Linked DNA regions of Mus musculus: region 1 is linked to region 2. Evidence: chromatin loops called from intact Hi-C (ENCODE). Cell type or tissue: gastrocnemius. All regions are shown on one strand.

Region 1 (8,000 bases), 150 kb before region 2:
TGATCAGAACTTTTCCCTTCATGGAGGGCGACTTATTTAAGTGATCTGAAAGCTATCTTCTTCTTCATTGCTGTTTTATGCAGCTCCCTATTTCTTAGTGGACATCGTGATGCCTTCCACCCTTGCCACTACAGCAATGACTAAAGTCCTTTCCCACCAGTCATTTGGTGTGTGGACACCTGGGTTTGCAGGAGAGATGCTGGTAAGCCGATTCATTGGGTCAAAGTGATAATGACTGAGACTGAGCCAGGCACAGGGGTGCACCTGCAACCTCAGGAGGTGGAGGCAGGAGATCACTTTAGCCCAGAGCATGAAGCCAGCAAGATCCCTTCTCAAGACATATTTTTGATAATTACAGTCCCTGTTTCCTCCTTCCCAAGTCATCCCAATTCACACCCCTCAGCCGCGCCAGGATGTGGGCTTCCTTCTTCCCCCGCCTTTGTCAAAGCAGCTCCCCGATGGCTGCACAGAACAGCTTCTCGCTGTGGTTTCCATGTGTTTTGCTCCCTTGACTGCAGTAATCAGCTCTTCACTGAGAGAGAGAGTCAGACCACGTGGTTTTCCTTCCCTGCATGTGCCCTGACCTTGGCCCACCTTCCCATGATGTCACTGGCTTTATTGGTTTGTGGGAGCTCATTGGGAAAGGAGCCCTTAGTGACATGAGTTGCCCTGCACTCTTTTATTTCCACAAGACAGCACAGCATGTAATTATGTAACCACGTTACTTGGTCTTATCTTTTATGGTGTCTGGGGCTGTGAGCTACTAAACAAGCCTCCTCCATACCAAGATTATAAATAAAATTGTTCGTGTTTTTCTTCCTCTTTGTGGCCTTATTTTTCACACTTAAATCTTCCAATCATCTGGAATTTGTTGTCACACAGGAGCGAGATCCAACCATATTTTCTTCCAACTGGAGACCCAGCTGTCCTAAAACCAAACAGCCAGCTGATAGCTCGGTGCCTGCTTTAAAACCTGAATTCCACCTACAGTGATCTTTCTTGTGCTGTGGTATTTCTGACTCTACATCTGTTTTCCTACCCATCTTCCTGAGCTTCTACTTTGCCTATAGGGATGTGGGCATCTCAGGCCTCCATCCCCAGAGGAGACGGCTCTGGGAATCCAGAAGAAAAGCAAATTCCCCACACATTCAGGAACCATATATGCAGTGGTGTAGAATATGCACAGAACCTCTCGTACTCTCCTCTAGACTTCAGCCATCTCTCCAGGCTTGCAATGTGACCTGACCTAGCCATGCTCTGTATGCTGCTGCGCCATTGGGAGTCATGATGGGAGAGACTGCACACTCTGCCATGCAAGCTTTCTCAGATAATCTTGCAATGCAGCCGGTTGGCTCTGTGGATGCACAATCTGCAGATCAGAGGAAGGTTGAGAGCACCACCTCTGCAGCGGGTACTAAATCCTGCAGCTGAGCTGGTGGGATTTGTGCAACCCTCTCACAGATGAGCCTCTGCACTTCCTGGAATGCACCCCCCACCCCCTTCCCTGACCCACAGGTTTTTTTTTTTTTTTTTTTTATTTCAATCCCATAGATCTCATTATGGGTGGTTGTGAGCCACCCATGTGGTTGCTGGGATTTGAACTCATGACCTCCAGAAGAATAGTCAGTGCTCTTAACTGCTGAGCCCTGGAATGTACTTTTTCTACCTTCTTTAACTCAGGAGGTGAGTGACAATGGAGGAAGTGCCCAGAGAGGCAGGAACCAGGGCTGGCTTCAACAGCATCTGCAACAATGGCCCTGCATGGTCCCCTGAAGCCTAGCTTCCTTCTAGTCAGCATAAGCTACCTGACCCCCATTTTCTCACAGGGCAGATGGGGGTGATAACTCATCACTGCTGTGAAGACTGCATGGGATAAACAAGGGGCCTGAAGCTATGTGATCTTCGAGTGGTAGATGGAAACTGTCCCCCCTTCAGTCACCTCAAGTATGGGGGGGGGGGTCACCAACCACTTCCCTCCCTGCCCCTTCCCTGCTTTCAGATGTGGCCATGGAAGAAATAAGTTCCTGCAGCAGGACCAGCTTAACCTCCCATGTAGGATGCTGAGTGGAGGATCTCTAGCCTCTTTCTCCCTCCCTCCCTCCCCCCCCCTCTCCCTCCCTCTCCCACATCTCGAGAGTCCTTATCACCTGTCCCTCCCAAAGGCAGTAAGACTCAACAAGCTCGACTTAACTCCATCTTCAAACATCTTTTACAGACTATGCCTTGGTCAGAACCGTAGGAGACATGCCTAGAGGGAGAGGACTTGAGACTTGCTGTGTGTTACCTGTGTGTGTTTTGGCCAGCCTCAACTCCAACACTGTGTCCCTGTACAGAGCTAGGATTTGTTACAGAGGGTCCCCTGTATGGGCCCACTTCCACGTGGGTGGAGCTGTGAGAAGGGATGCACCACAGGTGGGCTTTGCCTGAAGAGCAGCCAGGTCAAGGGCTGGGTACCTGGGAGAGGGGCTGCTGCTCAAGGGAACTGATAAGATTGGCCCCAGCCTTGACCCAGGACATAGTTCACACCCCTGATGCCCCCTCACCCCTTCCTGCTACTCAGCCAGCTACTCAGCCAGCCCTCCCTTTTCAGTATCCTTGTTCCTGTCTCTTTCCACTCTGCCGCCTCAGCTGAGGCCCTCCTTGTCTCCTGGAAGCACCGCAGCATGCCTGCTGGGCCCTACATCTCTTACTTGCTACAGTTTGTAACTTAAGTCGTCCGTCACCCCCCCCCCACCCACCCCCCCCCCGTGGCAAAGGCTTGCTCCTCAGGGTGCTGCTATTGGAAGGTAGTGGCGCCTTTGAAGGTGAGACCCAGCTGCTGGAGGCCTTTGGGTCACTAAGTGTGCACACGGAGGAGACTGTGGTACTCTGACCACTTCCTTTTTCTCTCTTTCTCGCTTCTCAGTAATGAGGTTTTGCCCACATGCCCCTGATACACTGTCACCTGGTACCCCACTAGAAGCCTAAAGCAACAGGTCTGCCTGATCATGGACCAGCATCTCTAAAACTGAGCCAACCCTTTTTTTCTTTTTCGCTTTATTATCTCAGCTGTTTGTTTTTTATGACTTATTTCCTTACTTATTTTGTGTATCAGGCGGTAACCTTGTATGTGGAGGCCAGAGGACACTTGCTTGGGGTCTATTCTCTCTTTCTATTGTGTGGGTTCTGGGAATCAAACTTAGGTCCTTAGGCTTGCCAGCAGGCACCTTTATCTGATGAGTTAACCTGTTGGCCCAGGTATTTGTTACGGTAAAGGCCAACTGACTAATAACATCTTCTCTGGAATACAGGAGGGGATCACTGTACAGCTTTAGAAATCAAGAAACATGTACTTCCAACACTCAGAAGGATCTCTGTGGGTTCGAGACTAGGTTGGTCTACACAGAGAGTTCTAAGACAGCCAGGGTTACATAAGGAGACTCTGACTCAAAACAACCAACCAAACAATATGTTACTGGGGTGGGATGCAGCTTGGTGGTGGAACACTTCCTAGAAAATCTGAGGCCCTAGGTTCCATCTCCAGCATGACAAGACAGACAACCACAAAGCCCCTCTGGTAGCTCTCTGTAGACTCGACATTATTCCTCTCCTCTGCCCACACAGCCCTTACCTAGAGTCCACCCCCATCCTGGAAAGGCTCTCGTCCAAGGTGCCTGCCTATCTTTCTCATCTACAGGGTGGAGTGAGGGCTCCCTCATCCGAGCTACTTATGCATCCTGTCACGGGCATCTGCCCAGGCCACTGTGGCCACGCTCCACATCCCCATGCTTCCCTTGGACATGCTCTTCTTTTGACACAACACCTGGATTGGGCCATCCTCAAAATCTTGCCCATTCTCCACAAGGCCTGAATGTCACTTTCTCCTTCAAAGGGGTGTTCTCTTCCTCCCTCAACTTCAGGCTACCTCACGCTGGAAACTTTGCTTCTCATCTGAGGTTCTATCCCCATATTAGTTTCCCCAGACACTCTCTCAGAGGGCGTGCCTCTTAGCTCTCGGCGCCCCAGCACTTCTAGATTACACTCCTACAGGCCTCCTGTAAAAAAGGGTCATGTGGCCTGGTTCTTCATGGTGTATCTGGCAGAGAATTGGTATTTATTGCATAACAAATACAGAAGCAGCATTTCTTCAAAGATCGTGACAGACCTTTGTAGAAACCAATCGCTCCCAATTTAGTTATACCATCTGCCTCTCCTAGCCCCTCCCTGAGCTCTAGGACCAGTAGACACCCGCCTTACCTGGCCTGCCCCCCGTGGTTCATCCCAGTAGTTCCACCCGGCCCCACCCATCACCTCCGTCCGCTCCTCAGACCCCGCCCCTCGGGCACTACACCATCTCCATAGCACCACCCGACCGTCTTGCCACTCCCCTCCCGCTCCAGCCGATCCCACCCGATCCCCCTCACGACCCCTTCCTTCAAGCACCGTCCACCTATACCGCTCCAGTGGCAGCCGGGCCCCGCCCAGGCCCCACCCGACCCCGCCCACCACGTGCTCCGCCCCGCCCCTCGGCCCCGCCCTCCAACGGACTCCACCCTGCCCCACCCACCTGTTCTGCAGGCCCCGCCCCTCCCCTCGGGCCCGCTCACCTGTACGCCCAGGGCGACACGCTGCGCAGGTTGGTGGGTGGCCGGAAGCGGCGGTCGGCGGCCCTGCCCCCGGCCGGGCAGCTGGCATTGCGCGCCTGCTCGCGCGGCCCGAGCTGCAGCGTGTGGTGGAAGGCGCTGAGCACGCCGGCCGCCAGCCGCCCGTACAGCTGCTCCAGGAGCTCCTCCGGCCGGTCCGCGCAGTCCCGCGGCCGCGCCGGGCGCCTCCCGGTCCTCAGCGCGCCCGCCGCGCGGCCCGGCGCCAGTGCCAGCAGGAAGCCGACCGCGAGCATCCAGACCTGCGGGACAGGCCGAGCTCAGCGTCGCGGGACCCGCCCGGCGCTCCGCACACCGTGAGGCCCTCCCCGAGCATGGGCGCCGCGCGGGCCGGCCCCCGAGCGCCGTCCCCGCCCGCCCGCCGCCCGCGCGGTCCCCGGGGCCCGGCCCGCCGCCGGCCCGCGCGCCCCCGGCCCCCGCCGCCGCCGCCGCCCAGAGCCGGAGCCCGCGCGGGGGGCGGGTGCGGGGCGCGCGTGCACGTGTGCGTGTGCCTGCCGGGCTGCTGCGCGGCGGGCTGCGAGTGCCTGTGAGACGCCTCTCCGGGCCGTCCCGCCGTCCTCCCCCCGTCCCTCTGCCCCAGCCCGGCCTCGGCCATGCCTCGCCGGTACCCCCGAGGGCGCTCACCAGTGTCCCCAACATCGCGTCGCCGTGATGCTTTCCAGACTTGTTAGGAGGGGGGCTGAAGGCTCTTCTGCGAAGTAAATAAGGGCGCCGCACACGCGGGGCGTGTGGCCTGCGGGCTGGGTGTCGCCCCTACAGAAGTGGACTGGCGGTCCGCCTGGCTGGAGGAGGAGGAGGTGGTGACTGGCCTCGACGCCTCGGCACGGACCAGTGGGGCCTCGGGGATGCAGTCGAGAGGCCGACTTTGGCTCAGAGGAAACGGATTTCTCTAGACATTGAAGCGGTCCAGGAGCTGGACAGGCCACTTGGAAATGAATGAACTCCAACCTAGAAGGACTCTCCTTCTTGCGACCACTTCCTCTTCTGGGATTTCATAGTTCGAAGAATTATACAAGAGATTAAAAAACAGTTATGTTCTGTTAGGCTAGAAGGAGGCTGTTTTCCCTTAAATACTCATAAAATGACTCCATGCCTCTTATTCAGCTAAGGGCCGAGTAATAAATACCCTCCCCCACCTGACACATGCTGTAAATGGGCATCTCTTGGTCTAGTTTTACAGTGTTGGAGAACTCAATCATGGTAATTAATTGTGTGAGCAGACATGTAAAATGAGCCTAAAGTTCTGTGAATAAATTAAGGGGAATCAGCTCAAATGAAGGACTCTATTGAATCTGAAGAGAGCTTGCTCACTTACTTGTTCATTATTTAAATGCCTTGCTTACCAGGCATCCAGCTAGTGAATATGATTACTTTTGAGCATTTACGCTTTGAGAATAAAGAGAAATGGCTGAGACTAGCTGAACGCTTTTTGAAAGTGTGCAAAATATTTTTTTGACTCCCTAAAACGGCTTGCAGCTTTGGGTTTTAACCAAGTTGTAAACCAGTGGTTAACTGCGTTTCAGTTCTGCTATGCAGAAAAACACTTGCCTTCAATGTTTTAAAACTGAAATACTTTGTAGCGGCTCTACCTTTAAAAGTCCCTTCAAACCTTACAGCTTAAAACATTTTACAATTCCTAGTAAACACATTTGGGTTTATGAAACACTTTGACTCGCACATAAATTGTTAACGTTGTCTCCTTCCTAGTAAAAAAACGGGAATAAAGACATCAGCACTCAAGTACTACTAATTTTCCATTTGAAAGGTACAGCGTAGGAGTATTTTCGAGGCGAGCTTGTCATTACCAGAGTTCCACGGAACTACTCACTGTGCTAATCAACAAAGTACCTTCCAGTGTCTGACCAGTTTGTGGAAGCCTCCAGTTACTGAAAACTTAAACTGAGTAGAGCATAAGATTCATTTGTGATTAAACAGGGGAGCAAAGGCTATAAATAGGTGCAGATTAAATAAAAAGTTCCCAGATCTGAGCATTTTATGAAGATACAAACATGTTAATAATTATTCCAGACTTGAGGCTGGGGAGATGTCTCGGTGGGTAAATGGGTTGTTGTGTTCTAGGGGTGGCCCAGGTTCTATGCCTGGGTCCCAAATAAAGGTGGGAGGAGAGAACCCACTCCACAAAGCTGTCCTCTGACCTGCACATCCATCCATCTTGACCTGCATGTGCATTGTAGTGTGTGTGCTATCACACACGTGACTTTTTACACAATTCTAAAGATATTTTAAAGATTAATCCAGTTACGAGCACTGGCTGTCTTGCAGAGGACCTGTGTTTGGTTGCTAGTACCAAAATGGTGGCTCACAGCCATCTGACACTAGTTCCAAGTGGCTTCACTTGGCTGTTCCAAGTCTAGCAAAGCTGCAAAAGCAATCTTTCAGGTGCCCATGAGGCTAGAAGAGAGCATCATATCTCTTGGAATTGGTATCACAGGTGGGTTGTAAGTGGCCTATTAGAGTGCTGAGAATTGAACCCTGGTCCTCAGTGAGAATGATGGCCAATGTTAACCGCTGGGCATCTCCAAAGCTTCCAAAGCCAGTGTGGGATTGGCTCGTTCCATCCTGACCTTGGATTTCTGAGTAAGGTGCACGTGCAGACATTTTCTCTCCTCAGAGGCTCCTCACATAGCAATCCGCACAGCTGCCATGCACCCAGCTCCTCCCATTCATGGAGATTTTTAGCACTTGGACCTTTCATTATGTGTTCTGCTTATTTTTGTTTTGTTTTGTTTTTTCGAGACAGGGTTTGGGTTCTGCTTCTTAATCCTGCACCATCAACCCGTACTGGTTCTGAGTGCCCACTTGCAGTTTCGTCCTCCACCAACCCAGTCTGATCTTTGACATTAAATTGTGTGGCCATATCCAAGGTCTCCTCATCAGAAACAGCTGACCGCATCCTTGGATCTGATTCCAGTGATCACCCATGTCCTGTCCTGCACCTCTATCTTCAGATCATGCCGTTTTCCACTCACATCGAAACTTTCCCTCCTCATATCTTCTCGAGTCCAGTTTCATTGCTCATCTTTATTATCATATTCTTACAGTCCTTTGGTGCTCCATTATTCTGCAGTACTTGTCTGCACTAAGCTCTTTAAAAAAAAAAAATCACACATGGTTTGGGGAGATGGCTCAGCCACTAAAGTGCTTACTATACAAACATGAGGACCAGGGTTCAGTCTCTCGGAATCAATGCAGAAAAGCTGGGACTAGCATCTGGCTCAGATTAGCAATTTTTTTTCTGGTTTGGAGAAATGTCCTCCAAGGTCTATGTATACAAGGTAGTCCCTGGGGCTCTGTCCTTGAAGGGGTAAACCCTGAGATTAATGGGGCTGTTCCACCATG
Region 2 (8,000 bases):
CCATCTATGAACTGCTGGAGCTTGTGAAGGGGCCGGTCCTGCAGATCCAAAGCCCCAGGATATCCGTGACAATCTGAGAGGAGTTCTGGTTAGGATACAGTACTGATGATGGTGTAGTGGAAGCCAGGGGCCTCGAGCCAGGCCAATAACTAATTATAATGAACATTTGCAAGTGACGATGTGTGGGCAGAGGGGTATACTGTGGGACATACTGTGACACTCTACAGCTTTCTATGATGAGATGTTTTCTATGCTTTGTTAATTTTGTTTGTTTGGTTTTTATTTCCTTTTAGGAGGGAGATTGCAAGGGCAGAGGGCAGATAAGAAGAGACAGGGTGGTGAGTGGGATTGGGGTGGGTGACGTGAAACTCACAAAGAATAAATGAAAAGTTCAAACCAAACCAAACCAAACCAAACCAAACCAAAAAAACTGTCCTGGCTGGGTTTCTGTGGTCTGTAACTACCACTGTGGTCTGTAACTTCAGGGCTTGGAGACTGCTGGCCTGTGCTCCCAGGGTAACTCTCACTGCCCTAATCCGGGCCACTTGGGGACATTCTGTAAACAGATGGGGTTGTACAGAGCATAGCCCCACCCACTTTGTTGCTGCGTTCAGTCTGTAGCTTGTATACACCCTATGCTCGAGCATAAAGTGCTACTCCCCCGTTAGGAGAAACAGGCAGAGACGGGAGTACCGTGAGGCTGCTGGAGAGCCGGGACCTCTGGCTTGCAGACTAGACTGTAAGTGTTTGGAAAGGAGACATTTGAACACAGATTTTTGAAGGTAAAACACTAAGGAAGTAGAGAGAATATCATCATGTGGCAGAAAAAAAAAGGTACTATTTCTATAGATTGTTTATACATAAAAATCATAAAATATATTATATAGTTTAAAAAGTGTGTGTGTGCGTGTGTGCTCTTTTGGGGTGGGGGGTTGGCTTTTTGAGGCAGAGATTCTCTGTGCAGCCCTGGCTGTCCTAGAACTTGCTCTGTAGACCAGGCTAGACTCAAACCCACAGAGATCTGCCTGCCTCTGCCTCTGGAGCACCATGACTAAAGGCGTGTGCTACCACTTCCCAAGTGTATATGTTGTTTTTTCTTTTTTTTAAGCATAAATGTAAGACATCACGGATGCATTCGTGGTGGGATGACATATCTAATTTTATTGATGAATAGTAAATAAAGTGTATGTCAGTGGAGAGGCAGATGCAGTCTAACCACCTAGAAGGACACACAGAGTGCGGGTCCAGGAGTCGTCTAAGGCCTGGTGGTTTGCGGTTCACAGCCCCAGGTTGTGGCTTCAGCTGGGTCGTTTACCCCGGTTATCTGGGTGTTCACAGATTCTGCTGTTACTTGGCTGTCACCACAGCAGTCCAAACAATTGCTTCATTTCCTTTATTTGTTTTCCTACCCAAGCTGAAATGGCTCTAGTCGATGTGATTGACATGTGAGGATTTGACATCTGGAAGGCCGAGGAGGAGTCAGAATACTGTGTGACTTGCTCTAGATGGTAGGGCTGTAAACGGCTGTCCCTGTGTATCCTGAGGGCAGGGTTTCCGTTCAACCCTGTGTGCTGCTTAGGGACATGGCGACAGGTGGGTGTGGCTGAGGGGGCGTAGATGGAGCAAAAGATGTGGGTTCTGGTGGTGTGACTGGGGCGGGGATGCTGGTGCACACCTTCAATCCCAGTCCTTGGGGCTGAGGTAGAGGCAGGTGCATCTCTGAGTTTGAGGTTAGCCTGGTCTACATAACAAGTCTAGGATAGCCGGGGCTACACAGAAAGATACCATGTTTAAAAAAATGTGACTTGCGGCCAGAGAGATGGATTGATGGTTGAGAGAGCTCGATGCACCATTCTAGCACCCAGACAACAAGCGCCACGAACATGTCTGCTGCCTTAGCATCATGGTGGTACAGGGACAGTACTGCGGGGGCTTGCTAGCATAGTTGAGAAACTGAGCTCTAGACCCTGCCTCAAAGAAATAAGGCAGAGTGGGAAAAGGGTACTGCCACCCTCTCTGGCCTTCACACACCTGCATGGATGCACAGGCAAGAATTAGAAAATCAGGGCTGGAGAGATGGCTCAGCAGTTAAGAGCACTGGCTGTTCCAGAGGTCATTAGTTCAATTCCCAGCAACCGCACGGTGGCTTGCGACCATCTGTAATGGGGTCTGATGCCCTCTTCTGGCTTTTGGGTATACTTGCAGAGCACTCATACATAAATAAACGAATCTTTAAAAATTAGAGAATCAGATTTTAGAAATAAATTTCAGAAGGAATGATGTGACCCTTGCCTCACCATTTTGATTCACGTTGCTGTAACAAAGCATTAGAGACTGTCTATGCTATAAAGAGAGGAGACTCACTATCTCACACTCTTAATGCTGAAGATCCAGTGCTGGGTAGCTCTATTCATTCAGGCGCTGGCAAGGGCCTTTGCTACATCACAAATGGTATCACACAGAAGGAAGACTTGGGAAGAGGAGGGGGTGGTGTGCCAGTTGGAAAGACAGGAACCAGGGAGGGGGTTCTTTTTATAACATGTTCTCCTTTTTATAACTAGCCCACTCCTGCGAAACCTGTACCCATCACTTCATTTGCGTGGGACCTCACCTCCCAGGAGACCATGCCTACTAAAGGTCCTGCCACCTTTCATCACTATGAAAGTTTCCAGCCCATGAACCTTGTGGGACACATCCAAACTGTAGCAGTCTCCCTGTGTGTCTGACTGACTAGCAAGTGCCACTTTCATGAGCGTGCTGACACGGGACACTGCACTGTACATTCTGGTGAAATTGATTGTCCTAGGACTTAAGCAGAGCTTCTCTATTTCTCTGGTTTCTGAGCCCCAGAGGTGACACCAGCCTCTAAAGAGGACCCTTTTCAGAGCCCAAGAGGGAAGAATGGATGAGAAGACTCATTCCTGCCTGTCAGTCAGCCCCGTGGACTTCCTGTGGGCAGCTGAGGCTTTCTTGATTTTGGCAGCACGTCCAAGCTTAGATGACTCTGAGAGAGGGTTCCGGGTTCCCAGAGCTGGCTGGGTGGGTGGGTAGCAGGTGTGATGACTTGGTAGAAGGCCCTTGGCCAACTGCAGGTAGTCTTTGAGGGAAGGTCCTCGGGGTTTTAGAAAGCAGTGTGCTGGCAAAAAAGTCTGGTGTAACTCCTTGCGTTTAATTTTCAAGGGATGGTCATGCTCGCAGCAGCCTCATTTTCTTCCTGTCAATCAGTGGGCCAGGGCTCCAGCTTCCCATTGTCTTCACCTATTTAGACAGGTGACTTTTTTTTCTTGTGGTTGCTGGGATTTGAACTTAGGACCTTTGGAAGAGCAATCGGTGCTCTTAACCACTGAGCCATCTCTCCAGCCCTAGACAGGTGCCTTTTGTGTGGTTAAAAAAAGTGTCACTGTGTAGAGCAGGCTGTCCTAAACTTGCCACATAGGCCAGGCTGTCCTGGAACTCACAGAAGTCTGCCTGCTTCTGCCTTCTAAGTACTAGGATTAAAGACAAGAGTCCCTAGTTCCTAGTTGATGGCTTGTTTCTTTGTTTGTCAAGACAGGGTCTCCCTGTGTAGCCTTGGCTGTCCTGGAACTTCCTTTGTAGACCAGGCTGCCCTTGAACTCAGAGAGATCTGCCTGCTTCTGCCTCCCCAGTGCTGGAACTAAAGGTGTATGTCACCACTGCCCGGCCCTAGTTGATAATTTTTAATACAACATCTAAAATAGCAATAAGGGGTCAGTGAGATGGCTCAGTGGGTAAAGGTGGGGCCAGTGTTTGATTCCCGTTACTTGCATGGCAGAAGGAGAAAACAGATTTCAGCAATCTGTCTTCTGACCGCCATATGACCCAATGGGGCACACATGCACTGTGGCATGTATGTATATGCCCACACATGTACACACAAATGCTCACACACACACCAGATGAATGAATAAGTAACAGGTAAACAAATGTAAATTAAAACGATTTTTAAAAAAGTTTTAAAAATCCACCCTTATTTCACCTTATAGTGATAATTGTTTGCATATCCTTTCCCTTCTCAGTTTTCAGATTTTGTGACAGTCTCCTGTGTCCCACCCAGGTCTCAAACTTGCTGTGTATCTGAGGACAGTCCTGAACTAATCTGCTTTCCAAGTGTTGGGCCCACACCACAGGTGTCGCTGACAAACATTTTTATTCTGCATCATACATAGTGTTAGCCTGCCATCTAGCGGCTTGGGTTGATGAAAAGGTTCCAGCAGCTTGAAGGAGATAGATGCCTCTGAGCATATTTGGTAATTCCTTACAGGATGAAATGGATGGTCTTGAGCAGTCTAAGATGCCGTGTACAGGGCGTGCCTAGCATCAGGAGGCTCTGGGCTCTGTTCTCAGAACTGTAAAATAAACCAATAAAGGAAGATGCTGTCAGTTCAGTACAGGCTGGGTTGTGTGAGGTGGGGTCATGACTCGGAGCAAGTTTTCTATTATAGTCACTTAAGGATTGACGATCAGTGGCAGTTGGTGTGGGGAGTAGCAGTGGCATGCTTGGTATTCTTTCTACTTCTTTCTTCAGTTATAAGACACGGTCTCACTATGTAGCCCTGGCTGACTCTCTCACCTACTTGTTTTTGATGTCGGATACTTAATTTTTAAGTTTATTTTATTATTATTTTTTTAGTCAGGCTCTCATGCATCCCAGACTGGGCCGCAAGCTCACTATGTAGCTGAGAATGGTCTTGAATTCCCTGCTTGCCTTCCTATGTGCTGGAATCACAGGTGTGTCTACTACACCCTATTCATATTGTGCTGGGGCTTAAACCCAGGGCTTCGTGCACGCCAGGGGAGCGAGCACTCTACCACTGAGCTACCCAGCATCTCAGCTACCGAGGCTCTCGGTATTTCAGATACTTTTAACTGAGCAAAGTGAGTTTCTGTTTGGTAGCTCTACACAGTTCTTCAGACATATGAATTTTTTTTTTTTTTTTTAGTCTGGTTGTATTTCTGGGTTATGTGCTGGCTTCGTCCAGCTCTGTGGAATCCTTAGATATTGCTACTGATCAAATTTGCACAAATCATATTGCTAACTCAAAACTGAGTAATTCAGATGTGCCATGCATACATCCCCTCAGCCAGGAGGCCTGCCTAACCGTTGCCAGGCAAAACAGGCGCAGGGACCTCTGAGGTGACAGAGAATGGAGGTGCCTTTATTCCCTCTACTTGGAAGGACTGAATGTAAGACTGTGAGGGGGCAGGGGAGTCTGGAAGCGATCTCTACAGATGCATCACTGTGGCAGCAATGGGACATTGTTCAGGGGACACCTGAGCTGTGCTGTCCAATGATCACTCTGTTAACACACTGCAGCTCTTGGTTGTTTCACTGAGCTGGTCTTTTTCCGAAGTTTACCATCATGTGACTCCCTCTGGCTGGCTCTCTGTGCTGCTCCTGTCCTGTGTCCAGTGGGTGGGTTTCAGTGCAGACTGCTTGCTTGCCACTTGGCATGAGTTCCCTGAGATGAGAGGCCTGTAAGATCTGTCTTTAGGTCAGTTTATAGCTTATCCCTGAACATGGCTGTAGTTCTGTTTTATTTGTTTGTTTGTTTGTTTGTTTGTTCCCTTGGGGTGTCCAGGCACTGCCACACATTAGGTGGGGGAAGGATGGAGCGGAACCAAGTCCAGTGGTCTGCTTCTTCCCTTGAGATGTCAGGACCTGGGCTGGAGAGATGGCTCAGCCGTTAAAGGCTAGGCTCACAACCAAGAATATAAGAGATGTCAGGACCCGATGAACAGGTGGATCTGCAGGATCCTGGTCTGGCAGTGAGTGCTGTGGGGAGGGAGTCTCCTCTGAAGATTCCAGTGCTGCGGCTCTTCAGTGTTACAGCTCTTTTAGAAAACATTTCTCATAGACAGTCGTCAGTGAAACAGCTTGTGCACATACATTTTATTCTGGGTGATGTATGGGCTATGTATATAGAAGCCTTAGAGAGTGGGAAGGTGCACTTCTTAGGGTGATGTTTCATTGGCTGAGGTTGAAGGTTCTGGGGACACTTCATTTGCATGGAGAGGCATTCCATGAAGCTGGACCAAGGATCACATGACATTCCTCTGGCAGAAGATTTGGGGGTCAGATCAGGCAGAAAAAAGGAAGCCCTGCTAAGAAAAGGGAGTCCTTCATTTTGCGCAGAACTCAGGAAAGCTGTCCAGACATTGTAGACTACAATCATAGCCCATGGGTGCTCATGGGACGCGGCATGGCATGTCTGTTGGTGACTGTTGTGCTTTGACTATAAAATGCCCTCCACAGAGTCGTGTTTTAAATATTTGGTTCCCGTCTGGTGGCACCATTAGGCACACAAGCATATATACGCACTGTCTAAGTTAGGGTTCTATTGTTGTGAAGAGACACCATGACCATGGCAACTCTTATAAAGGAAAACATTTTTTGTGGCTGGCTTACAGTTCAGAGGTTTAGTCCATTATCATCATGGTGGGAGACAGGTGCTGGAGAAGGAGCTGAGACTTCTACATCTTGATCCAAAGACAGCAGAAAGAAACTATGTGCCACACTAGGCCTCACTTGAGCATGGGTGACCTTAAGCCTGCTCCCATGGTGACACTCTTCCTCCAACAAGGCCACACTTCCTAATTGTGCCACTCCCTATGACCAAGTATTCACACATAGTAGTCTGTGGGAGCCATTCCTATTTAAGCCATCACACACACAAACACATATAGATTTCCAGGGGTCTTTGCCATTACCACAGGCAGCAGAGTAATGATATGCAGGAGGGAGGAAGGCAGTTCCGTTCAACGTGACTCAGTATTCAGTCGTCTTGCTTCGAACTTTGGGAGTCTGACCCTGAGTAGTTTATTTTAGGCATATTTAGGCACAGCACAATTTGGTGAAAAATTTCCTTGTGATAATTAGTCCAATTCTGTGTGCACAATAAAGCACAGAATAAAGCTAAATATTAGATGTGACATTATAGAAACTCTTTGTAAAGTACGTGCTCACATACTCTCACACACACTTACACACTCACACACTGACATACTCACATTCGCACGCACACTCACACACTTTCAAACACACCCACACTCACACCCACACTGCCCCCCCCACGAGGTGGGGGGGTTGTTGTGTAACCTCAGCTGTCCTCCAACTGAAAGAAGTCTGCCTGCTTCTGCTTCCCGAGCACTTGGGATTCAAGGTGTGCACCATATACCTGATCTCTGGGAATTTTGTATCTAGTCCCTTCTCCTCCTTTTCTGCTTCTTGGCAGCACGATATAAACTCTGCTGTCCCCTCCAGGCATCTCTGCTATGATGCACTGACACTTTTAACACTGAGCCAAAAAAACCTGTTCCCTTTTGAAATTGTTCTGCCAGGTGTCTATTCACATTGAGAAAGTCACTATCATGATAACAACACCCTGAAAGAAACAGTGGGTCTGCCAGGCAGAGGGGGAACCTGCAGGGAAAATGGGAGCCCTGTATTCAAAGTACAAGCCTGGTATGCCTGGTGTGGAGATGAGCAGTACTTGTAAGGGAGGGTGCATGTGCACAGTAAGGGTGGGTGTGAGTGCATGGTAAGGGAGGATGGCACATCCCTCTCACTGTTAGCATGTGGATAGCTCACATCTTCACTGTGCCAGTGCTCTAAGTAAATTTTGTGGGAGAGGACTTGTAAAGATGAGACAAGTAGAATAGGAGGAAGGGTAAGGAAGTGTTTGTGTGTGTGTGTGTGTGTGTGTGTGTGTGTGTGTGCGCACGCACTGCAGCTGAAGAAGGAGAAAGCCAGCTATCAGCTGAGGTGCCTTGCATTGTAATCCCAGGCCGAGGAGGGAGACTTACCATGAGTTTGAGGCAGCCATTTTCCATGCGAGGGTTTGAACTAAAGGCTTCCCCACCCGTGCCAGGCAGTTGTTCATCACTGACCTAGATCCTCAGACTCCCCCCCCCCTTTGTTTCAGATGGCAAGGTCAGGCTTCAGAGGAACACAGGGGGGCTTGCCATGGCGAACACTTCAG

The links. A loop is a pair of places that touch in the nucleus more often than their neighbours do. Peaks named below come from ENCODE experiments on the same cell type or tissue, not always from the same donor. Only the 100,000 strongest peaks of a DNase experiment are listed, where the experiment ranks them.
Region 1: a loop joins it to region 2, with 2.2 times the contacts of the local background. A loop is called at or near these places in 2 of 42 quality-filtered maps.

Annotation. Positions count from the first base shown.
Region 1 is chr14:57,522,186-57,530,185 of GRCm38, reverse strand. It overlaps Il17d (interleukin 17D), which reads right to left and starts at 5,357. Exons shown (of 3, transcript NM_145837.3): 1 at 5,265-5,357; 2 at 4,587-4,882. The coding sequence starts at 5,279. In gastrocnemius, a CTCF peak has its summit at 4,248; DNase peaks (open chromatin) are centred at 4,351, 4,546, 5,189 and 5,399; H3K4me3 peaks cover 1,889 bases; H3K27ac peaks cover 1,157 bases.
Region 2 is chr14:57,368,765-57,376,764 of GRCm38, reverse strand. All of the region lies in intron 2 of Cryl1 (crystallin, lambda 1), which reads left to right. Among named protein-coding and RNA genes, the nearest start is that of Gm41161, 4.3 kb to the left of the region's middle. In gastrocnemius, a CTCF peak has its summit at 4,199 (motif pointing left); DNase peaks (open chromatin) are centred at 3,024 and 4,195.